Linked DNA regions of Homo sapiens: region 1 is linked to region 2. Evidence: chromatin loops called from intact Hi-C (ENCODE). Cell type or tissue: HCT116. All regions are shown on one strand. Each heading gives the region's core, and the rest is flanking DNA. Links, peaks and the distances in the headings are about the cores only.

Region 1 (5,364 bases), core at 1-5,000, 750 kb after region 2:
CAACACTCGGCTTCAGCCTAGTTGTGACCCACAGCCTCGGTTGTGACCTCTCCTAATTCCAACTCCAAGTGCTCACCCCAGCCTCCCTCCCTCCCTCTGTCCCTCCCTCCCTGCCTCCCTCCCTCTTTTCTTTCCTGTCCTTTTTTTCCCTTTCCTTTTTGACAGGTTCTTGCTCTGTCACCCAGTCTGGAGTGCAGGGACGCAATCATGGCTCACTGCAGCCCCAAGCCTGGTCTCAAGCCATCCTCCCGCCTCAGCTTCCCACATAGCTGGACTACAGGTGCACATCACAATGCATAATGTGATAATAAAAAATGTGTTATCACAGTGTGATAATAAAAAAATATTTTATTTTATTTTATTTTATTTTGAGACCAAGTCTCACTTTGCTTCCCAGGCTAGTCTTGGACTCCTGAGTTCAAGTGGTCCTCCCGCTTTGGCCTCCCAAAGTGCTAGAATTACAGGTGTGAGCCACCATGCCTGGCCCAGGCTACTTGCATTACAACCCCAGTCTCAATTCCAAATCCACATCACTTTCTGCCCCAGTCACCTCCCTGGCCCCCTGTGACCTGTTGTTCCTGAGGAAGCAAGATGGGGTCAGATATAGGAGGACAAGAGTCCCTGGACCTCTCCTAAGGGTCTAGGGGGCCAGTCCAGCCCAGGGAGCCCTGGCCTTAAATGGACCTCCAGGACCCTTCAGGTGTGCTGTGGGCAGACCTGACTCAGGAGTGAGGAAGCCGCCTGCATGCCAGGCTTGTTGAAAAATTCACTGGGTTGCCAGTTAGGGAGGAATCCATTCTATTTTGTTAGGATGTGGTTGTACTGGAAACATGGGCTTTGTCAGCAAGACCGGAAATGCGTGGGTGAGGGCCTGGATCGTGACAGGAACTCATTTGGGAGGCGGCGGGGGGGCAGCCTGTCCGACCTCACTTCCAGCTGCCCTTCCTCCCCAGTGGGCTGGGAGTGGGGCTTATCCCGGCATTGGGGTCCCCTGAGATGGAGACCTGCAGGAGAGGGGCAGGAGCTGGGGGAACTTGCTGGATGGGGAGCGGAGTGCTTGGAGGGGTTCACAGCCCTGCAGGAGCCCCACTCAGCCAGCCCACCTCTAGACCCGTGCTCCCCAGACACTTTATAAAGTACTTGGCTCTGGGCTGGGTGCAGTGGCTCACACCTGTAATCCCAGCACCTTGGGAGGCCGAGGTGGGCAGATCACTTGAGGTCAGGAGTTTGAGACCAGCCTGGCCAACCTGGTGAAACCCCATCTCTACTAAAAATACAAAAATCAGCCAGGTGTGGTGGCGAATGCCTGTAATTCCAGCTATTCTGGAGGCTGAGGCAGGAGAATCACTTGAACCCGGGAGGCGGAGGTTGCAGTGAGCCAAGATCATGCCATGACACTCCAGCCTGGGCGACAGAGTGAGACTCTGTCTCAAAAAAATAGATAAGTAAGGCCGGGCGCAGTGGCTCACACCTGTAATCCCAGCACTTTGGGAGGCTGAGGCGGGCGGATCACGAGGTCAGGAGATCGAGACCATCCTGGCTAACACGGTGAAACCCCGTCTCTACTGAAAATACAAAAAATTAGTGGGGCATGGTGGTGGGCGCCTGCAGTCCCAGCTACACGGGAGGCTGAGGCAGGAGAAGGCGTGAACCCAGGAGGCGGAGCTTGCAGTGAGCAGAGATCGTGCCACTGCACTCCAGCCTGGGCAACAGAGCGAGACTCCGTCTCAAAAAAAAAAAAAAAAAAAAAGTACCTGGCTTTGCCATCTCCATGGCCCATGGTAGGATTGTCCTAAATGGGATGCCCAGTCCCAAGCCACCTGACTCCTGGTGCTGGGCTTCTGTGGGGCCACTGGGACCAGGACTTGTCCCCTCTTCCTCCTGATTTAGCCTCATCCAGGCCCCTCTAGGGACTGTCCCAAGGTAAAGAATCCCTGACTGAGCGCATAGCTGCCTAGGAAGCCTGATCAAAACGCAGACTCCTACCCACCCTAGAACTTTTACTCCACAAGTTCCTAGGGAATTCTGATCAAATTTCAGGTTTGGGAACCACTGGCCTGGCTCACTGCACTCATTTTACAGGTGGTGGGGAAACAGGTCTGAGTGTCCCGGTCACCCAGCACACGTGGACCCATGCCCTTTCTCGGCTGTGCCGTCCTCCGAGGGTTTGGGGGCCTCCTTGAAGAAGGCACTGCCCTCATCTCTGAAGCCTCCCTCTCCCGTGCTTTTTGCACTGGGGGGCATGGGTGAAACTTACCTGGGGCGAGTCTCCTGAAAGCGGAATCCTTTGACACAGACTGCCCTGCAGCGCCACCTTTTGGCAGATCCTGGTATTGTTTTAGTATCTCACTCCATCCTATAGCAGGGGAATTTGCAAATGGCCAAGTGCTTAGCTTTGATTGGCTCCCGCTTGACTCACGTGTTAGAATGGGGCTGGGGACAGTGATCTGTGTAGAGCCCTTGTGGATTCGAGTTTCTGGTGAGGCATCTTAGAGAACAATACTGTCTGGTTCAGGGTCAGTTTTTTTGCCTGAGGTCTGGCCAGCCAAGGTGGCCCAGGAATTCACTGCAGGCCAGGTGCGGTGGCTCACGCCTGTAATCCCAGCACTTTGGAATGCTGAAGCAGGAAGATCGCTTGAGCCCCAGGAGTTTGAGACCAGCCTGGGCAACACGGCGAAACCTGGTCTTTACAGAAATTAGCCAGGTGTGGTGGCGGACGCCTGTAGTCCCAGCAACTCGGGAGGCTGAGGTGGGAGGATCACCTGAGCCCAGGGAAGTCGAGGCTTCAGTGAGCCGTGATCATGCCACTGCACTCCAGCGTGGGTGACCGAGTGAGATCTTTTCTCAAAAAACAAAACCAAAAAGAAATCACAGCAACGTGAAGGTTAAGGCTAACTTTTCAAACATCAGAATCCTGACAATGGTTGCAGTAGCTTTCAAGGAGACATGGTGTGTGGCCAGCCCCTCCAGGGCTGTGTGGACAGCTTTTTGTGTATTTTCCTGGGTGACTCACAGCATCAAAGGGAGAAAGGAGGTAGTAATTGTTCAGCACTTGACATGTGCTTGAACACTTCGTAATCGCAATCCTGTGCCAGGCAGTGGCACCATCTCCCCTTTTTAGATGAAGAAACCGAGGCACCGAGATAAAAAGTAACTTGCTCAAGGCAATTTAGGAAGTTGTAAAACCAACCAACACATATGGAATGTGTATTATCTGCTAGGCTCATTTAATATCTCATCTGACCTTCCAGATACCCATCTGATGTAGGTACCACTCCCAGCTCCAATTGTGAGATTCAGAGGGGAGAAATAACTTGTCCAAAGTTGCACTTGGTTAGTAAGTGGGAGAGCTGGGGTTGCGCCAAGGAGTCGGATGCCAGAGTCCATGCTGTAACACCACTACCCGGCCCCCTGCACCTTGCTGTGCCTCACCTGGCACCTGTGCTCCGTTCTAGGGCTCTGGAGGCCACGGGCATGATGCTTCGGGTCCTGGTGGGGGCTGTCCTCCCTGCCATGCTACTGGCTGCCCCACCACCCATCAACAAGCTGGCACTGTTCCCAGATAAGAGTGCCTGGTGCGAAGCCAAGAACATCACCCAGATCGTGGGCCACAGCGGCTGTGAGGCCAAGTCCATCCAGAACAGGTGGGACCCAAGGGGTGGGTGGGGGGATGCGGACAGGGGTCCAAGGAGGGAGGAAGAGGACCAGGGCTGCCCATCCCTGCCTCCCCAACAGTGACACAGGCATGGTGACCTCTCCTCCCACAGGGCGTGCCTAGGACAGTGCTTCAGCTACAGCGTCCCCAACACCTTCCCACAGTCCACAGAGTCCCTGGTTCACTGTGACTCCTGCATGCCAGCCCAGTCCATGTGGGAGATTGTGAGTACTGCCTGCCTGCCCCACCCAGTCTCGGCCCGGAGCCTGCCCCAGCCTTGGCCTTTCTCCCCAGGCTCCTGTATTCCAGCAGATGGCCACAGGGCCTTAGAAAGGCCCCACTGTGTGCAGGGTGAAGGGCTTGTGCTGGGGATACAAATGTGGGCCTCCCCACAGGATGGCTCAGAAGTCTGACACCAACTTGTACAGGACAGGGATGTTCCCGAAGTTCCATTCTGATGTCTCTCATGGGCTGAAGTCCTTTCAGGGGCTTCCTGTTGTTATAGGATGAGACCAAAATCTTTGCCCTGTCCCGAGAACCTGGCATGGCCTGGCTCAGTGGCCTTTCCAGCCTCCTCCTGCTTCCTGCCTTCCTTAGTAGCTTGACGCTTAACACAGCCACCTTCTTTCAGTGCCTCGCACCTGCTCCGTTCGCTTCTACCCCAGGGCCCTTGCACCTGTTCTTTTCCCTGCTTGGAACACCACCTCTGTCCCCTTTCTCTAGTTCACTTCTATTCATTCTTCTGCCCTTGGCCCAAGCAGCGTTTCCTCAGGGCCCCTTTCCAGGCCCCCTGACTGGGGCACACCCTGGTACCGTTGGCTCTCAGAGCACAGTATGCCTCCGCTTCAAGCACCTTTCACACCTGCAGTCTTCCACCTGCATCCGGGTGATTTTGACAGATCTGTTTCCCCCACTAGACTCTGATTTCCTTGAAGGAAATGTGTCTTTGTGTCCCCAGAGCTGGCACAGGGTAGGCGCTCTGTGGAAGGGAGGAAGGAAGAGAGGAAGGGAGGGAGAAGGAAAAAAGGTACTTAGATGGGTGATGATAGGGGCAGAGTAGGAGGTAGATGGGGTTCCTGCAGGGTGAGCCTCAGCTGGGCTGGGCTTTGGGGTGGGGCTCTTTTGAGGAAGTGAAGTCTGAGCTCAGACCCAAAGGCGCAGTTTAGGGCATGTGGTAGTCGGCGGGGATAGGGGGGTGGGTGGGGGGAACCTTCCAGGCAAAGGGAACAGCATGTGCGGAGTCCCTGAGGCAGAGCCCAAGCACAGGATTGGTAAGAGTGGTGCAGGGTCAGGGGTAGGGGGGCCAGCCAGCTGGTGGCACCTGAAGGTCCTGGGTGGCCTTAGTGAGGGGTCAGGGTTTGTCTCCAAGTGCAGGGGGATCGCGGCGGTGGGGGCGATTTTAGCAGGGGCAGGCCACACTGGTGGCTGCTGGTGGGGAATGGGTGGGAAGGTGGCAGGACTGGATGTGAGGAGACAGCTCTGGTGGCTTGTGCAGGGGTTCAATTTCCCCCTCCCCATGGGACCCCAGAGCTAACTGGGCATCACAGGTGGGCTCTGGGATTCTTGATCCCATGAGGAAGTATTACCCTAGGGGCTGCCTTGCCTGCCCCAGACCTTTGGGAACATGCCTCTGCTTCTCTCTTGCCCTCTGCAGGTGACGCTGGAGTGCCCGGGCCACGAGGAGGTGCCCAGGGTGGACAAGCTGGTGG
Region 2 (5,319 bases), core at 1-5,000:
TGCTGCCTCCCAACCCTCTCCCAACGCAACTGGGTTGGAAATGGATCTCGGCAGACCAGAGTCAGAGTAACTAATTAATCAGAGCCTATCCCCAGAGCCCAGCTTGTTCCCTCCCTAATGCGCCTTGTCCCTTCCCCCACCCACCACATTTCTGAATTTCCTGCAGCCCACCCACCCCCTCAGATCCCCACCCCAAGACTTCCAAGGAGCTGAGGGGTCAGAGGAGAGGAGAATGGGGTGAAGTGGGACCTACACTCTGCTGAAGCTGCTCATGGGTGTGGATGACCAAAAGTGAGGACAGAAGACGAGGCCGGGGGACAGGAATGGGTTCCATTCAATCCAGCAACAACATGCACCATGTCTCGTCCACAGGAAAATGCTGGGCTACCACAACTGCCTACCCTAGATTAAAAAACCCTTCCTTTCATAAAAATAGATGAGAGTCTCTTGCTTTATAAATAGATTACATTTAGCTTAAGTTACATCTTATATTCTCCCCCACCCCACCCCCTCTCCTCCCACTCCAAGCTTAAGTGGTTTAATTCTCCCTAGGTCATCTGAGCTCTACCCACAGAGTTAGTCCACGATGGATTTGGCCCTTCAGGGACCTCAAGACATTTTCTCAAGACGAGAAAGAAAAATGTGTTGATTTGCCAATAATTTTTTTCTCTGTTCGGAGTCTCAGAGGAGTGCGAGTGTGTGTGTGTGTGTGTGTGTGTGTGTGTGTATTTCACAACCAACCAGGGAGCCAAAAGGATGCTAGTCTTCCTATCCCTCCCCAATCCTCTGTTTGTATAAAACCCCCAAAAACAGGAGACAGAGGGCAGCGCAGGAGAGCCCATCTGAGAAAATTCTAAAATACCAGTGTCAATATGACACTGGGCTTAGAAATAGAAAGTCAAAATTAAGTATTTACAGCTTTACAAAGGATGGACCAATTCGTCCCAGCTAGGACTGGTGCTGCCCCAGCGAGCGTTGGGGTCTTTCTTGGCAAGCTGTGGGCTCATGGTGAGGGGACAAGCAGGGCCCACTGACATTAACTGAAAAAAGCATGTGGTGGAGAGGCAGGCAGGCAGGCAGGCAGGCCGGACCCAGGAACCAGCCCAGGAGGCAGGCCCATCACACTCTGGCTTTCCCTCTCCTACCCACCTGCCCCAAGTCCTCACTCCCAAGAGGAGAGCAGATATTAAAAGCCAGCCAGAAGGGACTCTCAGGCCAGGATCTCTTTCTGGCTCCTGCAGTTTTCAAACTCCCTAGAGTACCCTAGTCCTCAAAGACAAATGACCTATGTATACAAGGAGGAAAGTAAAAATAATACCGCCGGACACCGATAACCACAGTAACCTTAGTTACTCCCATGCTAACACTGCTGCCTTACAGTCTTAAGTCTAAAGATATATCTGTCACCCTCCCACCACCTTGGGGAACAACCCAGGGCCGGCTTCCACGCTGCCCACGAAACTCCCATACCACATTGTCCAATGCCTCCCTCGGCCCTGGACGGAGGAGACCCACGAGGGTGGATGTTTTCCTGCCCTCGAGGAAACGGAAAATCTTTTTAGCAGCTGAGGTCCAAGCCCAACTGGCTCTGATAACCTTTGGTTAAAATAAAAATTCAACAACAATAACAACAAGAATCAGGTATGTTTGAACCCTGTAACCTTTAGAACAAGGGTGAGTGAGGAGAGAGAAGGGCCGTCTCTCTTCCAAAACCATTGTCCCTCCAAGTACCTGTCAAAGGGAACTGTTTGGCTAACAAGAGATGCTGACTATGGAAGTGTCACAGCCAGACTGCCACAGGGGACCCGTGGGAGGTGCCCCCAGCAAAAGAAAACAAAGGAAAAAACTCATGACGAAGGCCACCAAATCGTGATAAATTACATCACACATAGTCACTAACACATTCTCACGCTCTCTCTCTCTCTCTACATATATCTTTTATGTACAGTATTTTTAAGACTGTAACACAGGTGGGGGAAACAGAAAAGAGAGAAGAGCCTTAAAGGCCACGGACCCCTGGGGACCACAATCCCAGTCAAACCCAGAGCCCCCTCCTTCTGCCTCCAGGCAAGGCAGAGGGACCCAAGTTCTAGTCCTTGGGCACATTTTGCTACCTTGACCACTAGAGGGAGCTCCTGGGACAATAAAAAATTAAAATTGGCAACAGACCCACTGCAGTAGGCTTAAAAAATAATAATAAAGCAAAGCCTGCTCAGCTGGCTCCAAGCTGAGATTTGGAAGGGGGCCACACAGTGCCCTTCAACGCAGTCCCACTCAAGCCATTCAAGTCTTGGGGGATGCTGGCTCAGATCAATACCCCGACTGGCCAGTCGAGGGAACTGCTGAGAGCGGCTTGCGTGTGTCGAGGAGCAGAAAGAGGATGGCCCTCACTCCAGCTCCTGCACTGCCAGCAGCCCACCCTGCTTCTCTCCTGCCAGCAGCCAAAAGCAGGCAACTGCCGGACAGTCCTAACCCAAGGCGGGTAGAAGGGAGCAGAGACCAGGCCTGGCCCCTTCAGACTTTCTCACAGAGAAATTACAGATCTCTAAGCCTCTATTGTTGGCTGGCGAGGGAGGGAAGAACATCAAGTTATCAGGGAAATCAAGGATCCCTCCGCCCCCGCCCTGAACCCAGAGGTCCGGAAGGAAGCAAGCGGTCAGGGAGGCCAGTGCCTTGCGGGAACCCCAGCCTCATGACCAACCTCGGCCAAACCCACACTACCCAGTCAGTGCTGCCACACAGATCACCCTAACCCCGGCCTCTCTCCCAGCTCCAGGGGGAAGCCAGGAGCCCAGGAGAGGTCCTGCCTTCCACAATGATATAAGGCAAGCTGCTTTTGTTGTTTGTTTTGTTTTTTGCATAGTAGTTTAAACACAGTGAGGCTCTGCCTTCCCCTCACAGTGCCTTGTCCCTTCAACTTTGCCACTCGATCCCCCCAAAAAATTAAAATGTGTCCTCCTTCCCTTCCTTCCACCTTTCTCTCCTTCAGGGAGTGAGAAAATTGGGGTGGTCCCTACCCAGGCCTAGAAAGCTCACAGAGGCAAGCGGCTCCTTCCTGGGGGTTGGCAGAGCACCCCAAGCTCCAGGCCGAGTCTGGGCTGGCTCAGGAGGAAGGGAGGGCATAGCCCATGGCCAATCAGAGGAGCAGGTGGGACGGACGGCAGAAACCACATTACACCACGGCCGGTTGGCCCGGCCCTCAGCTTAGAGTTCTGTATAAAAACACCTGCTAGGAATAATTCTTTGGAGCTCAAAGTGGCTCAGCTTAAGGGAGAAGGCACAGTTAACACTGCAAAGTCCGCACAGAAGTCTGCATTTGTAATGTGGAGAACAATAGAAATTGACAGCACCATTCCTTGGGTGGGTGGGGGATGGAGACGGGGCACCCGTTGGTGGTGTGGAAGGAAGGAAGGAAGCAGCAGTCCCTCAGGGCCTCCAGAGAAGGGAGGGCAGAGAAAGTCTGTGTGGTGTGGCTTCGAACCCCACTCCGAGGGGCCTTCCTGGCCCCATGAGGAGAGGTGGCAGGGCCCCATCACCAAGACCACCAGGCTCGCAGGGCCTCAGTCATCAGCTGACCATGGGCTCCACATCCGCCTCGCGCTCGAACTCATCCTGGATCTCATCTGTACTTCCTGAGTCGCTGCTGGCCACGGAGCTGGGGGACGGTGAATTCCTGAGAAGCACAAGAGAGTGGGGAAATTCAGAGAGCAGCCCTGGGCCTCTGAAGGGTCAAGGAGTGGGAAGGCTGAGCTGCCACTTCTATAAGATCTACTCTCAGAGGGGCCTGGTCCTGAGCTCCTGCCTCACTCAGCTATCCTTAAGATCCTTTAAGCTCACGAGGTAACCCCCTGCACCAGCCCCTACTTGGTCTGGCTGTGTTGGCTTCTCTAGGAAGAAAGCCCCTTGGGAGCTGGACCGTGGATCAAGTTTGGCTGTTACTCTCCAAGCACCTAACCCATGTCTGGGCATATAGTAGGTGCTAAGTAAAACCTGAATGACTCAGAGCTCAAAAGGAGGCCATGCGGGATATGGTTAACATCACTGGGGTGCAGTTCTGATTCTATCTCGGATGAGCTGGGGGTGGGGGAACTTGGGCAAACCGTTTAACCTGCCTGAGCGTCTGCTCTTCTGTCTGGATAATGGAGATAACCACACTGGGTTCTGGGGGTTTGAGGAGTTAAAGGTCTGAAAGGCAAGGCTACGGCCCTGCACACAGATCTGGCCCCCACAGAGCTGTCCCTCCCTCTCGTACAGTAATGCAGCAAAACGAGGAAAACAGTGACAACGTATTTGTGCTGTGTGGCAGGCATTCTCCTCATATTAGCTCATTCTCAGCGTGGCTGTCCCCCGATAAGGCTGTGTGTCTTTGAAGGCAGGGGCTCTGCTTTATGTGCCATGCCTGACACTTGTCAGTCTCCTGGGGACAGGCCCTGGGTTGGAAGAGGATGCTATGGTTTGGCTGTGTTCCCACCCAAATTGCATCTGGAATTGTAGCTCCCATAATCCCCACGTGTCATGAGAGGGACCAGTTAGAGATAATTGAATCGTGGGGGCGGTTTCCCCCATCCTGTTCTTGTGATAGGGAGTTAGTTCTCACGAGATCTGATGGTTTTATAAGGGGGGGTTTCCCCTTTGCTAGGCACTCATTCTCTCCCCTGCCGCCCTGTGAAGAGGTGCCTTCTGCCATGACTATAAGTTTCCTGAGGCCTCCTCAGCCATGTGGAACGGTGAGTCAACGAAACCTCTTTCCTTTATAAATTACCCAGTCTCAGGCATTTCTTTTTTTTTGAGACGGGGTCTTGCTATGTTGCCCAAGCTAGCTGTGAACTCCTGGGCTCAAGCAATCCTCCCACCTCAGCCTCCCAAAGTGCTGGGATTACAGGTGTGAGCCACCACGCCCAGCCTCAGGCAATTCTTTATAGCACCATGAGAACAGACTAACAGATGGGAAAGGAAGGGAAATCACTTCCTGTGAGCAAATGGGAGCATGCCCTGTCCACCTCTGCTCCCCATTTCAGCAGAAAATGGGGCTTAAGCTCCTTGAGGGCAGGGGCTATACTTACTGGCCCCACCGTCTTGCACAGAGCAGGCCTTTGGCAAGTATCTATTGAATCAACAAAGGGCAGGGTGGTGGTGGGACTTGCATGAGGTTAGATATGTAAGGCATCTGGCACATAGGTGTGCTAATAGTCACTGGATGGATGGATGGATGGATGGATGGACGGACGGACGGACAGATGGACGGACAGAGAGACAGGTTGGGAGCATGACACATGGCCGAGTTGCAGCCTTGGGAATTCCCCTCCAAGGATGCCATAG

What was found. Hi-C counts contacts between places; a loop is a spot of excess contacts. Peaks named below come from ENCODE experiments on the same cell type or tissue, not always from the same donor. Only the 100,000 strongest peaks of a DNase experiment are listed, where the experiment ranks them.
Region 1: it touches region 2 in a loop (5-fold over the local background); 4 of 110 quality-filtered maps call a loop at or near these places.

The regions. Positions count from the first base shown.
Region 1 is chr1:19,651,557-19,656,920 of GRCh38, forward strand. It overlaps MICOS10-NBL1 (MICOS10-NBL1 readthrough), which reads left to right. Exons shown (of 4, transcript NM_001204089.2): 2 at 3,456-3,644; 3 at 3,768-3,879; 4 at 5,310-5,364. The coding sequence starts at 3,475. It overlaps NBL1 (NBL1, DAN family BMP antagonist), which reads left to right. Exons shown (of 4, transcript NM_005380.8): 2 at 3,456-3,644; 3 at 3,768-3,879; 4 at 5,310-5,364. The coding sequence starts at 3,475. Among named protein-coding and RNA genes, the nearest start is that of NBL1, 9.9 kb to the left of the region's middle. RefSeq lists a silencer at 2,337-2,476. In HCT116, for the core only: a CTCF peak has its summit at 2,311 (motif pointing left); a DNase peak (open chromatin) is centred at 2,375.
Region 2 is chr1:18,904,994-18,910,312 of GRCh38, forward strand. It overlaps IFFO2 (intermediate filament family orphan 2), which reads right to left. Exons shown (of 9, transcript NM_001136265.2): 9 at 1-3,673. The coding sequence ends at 3,568. Among named protein-coding and RNA genes, the nearest start is that of ALDH4A1, 5.1 kb to the left of the region's middle. In HCT116, for the core only: CTCF peaks have their summits at 2,147 (motif pointing right) and 2,353 (motif pointing right); a DNase peak (open chromatin) is centred at 2,128.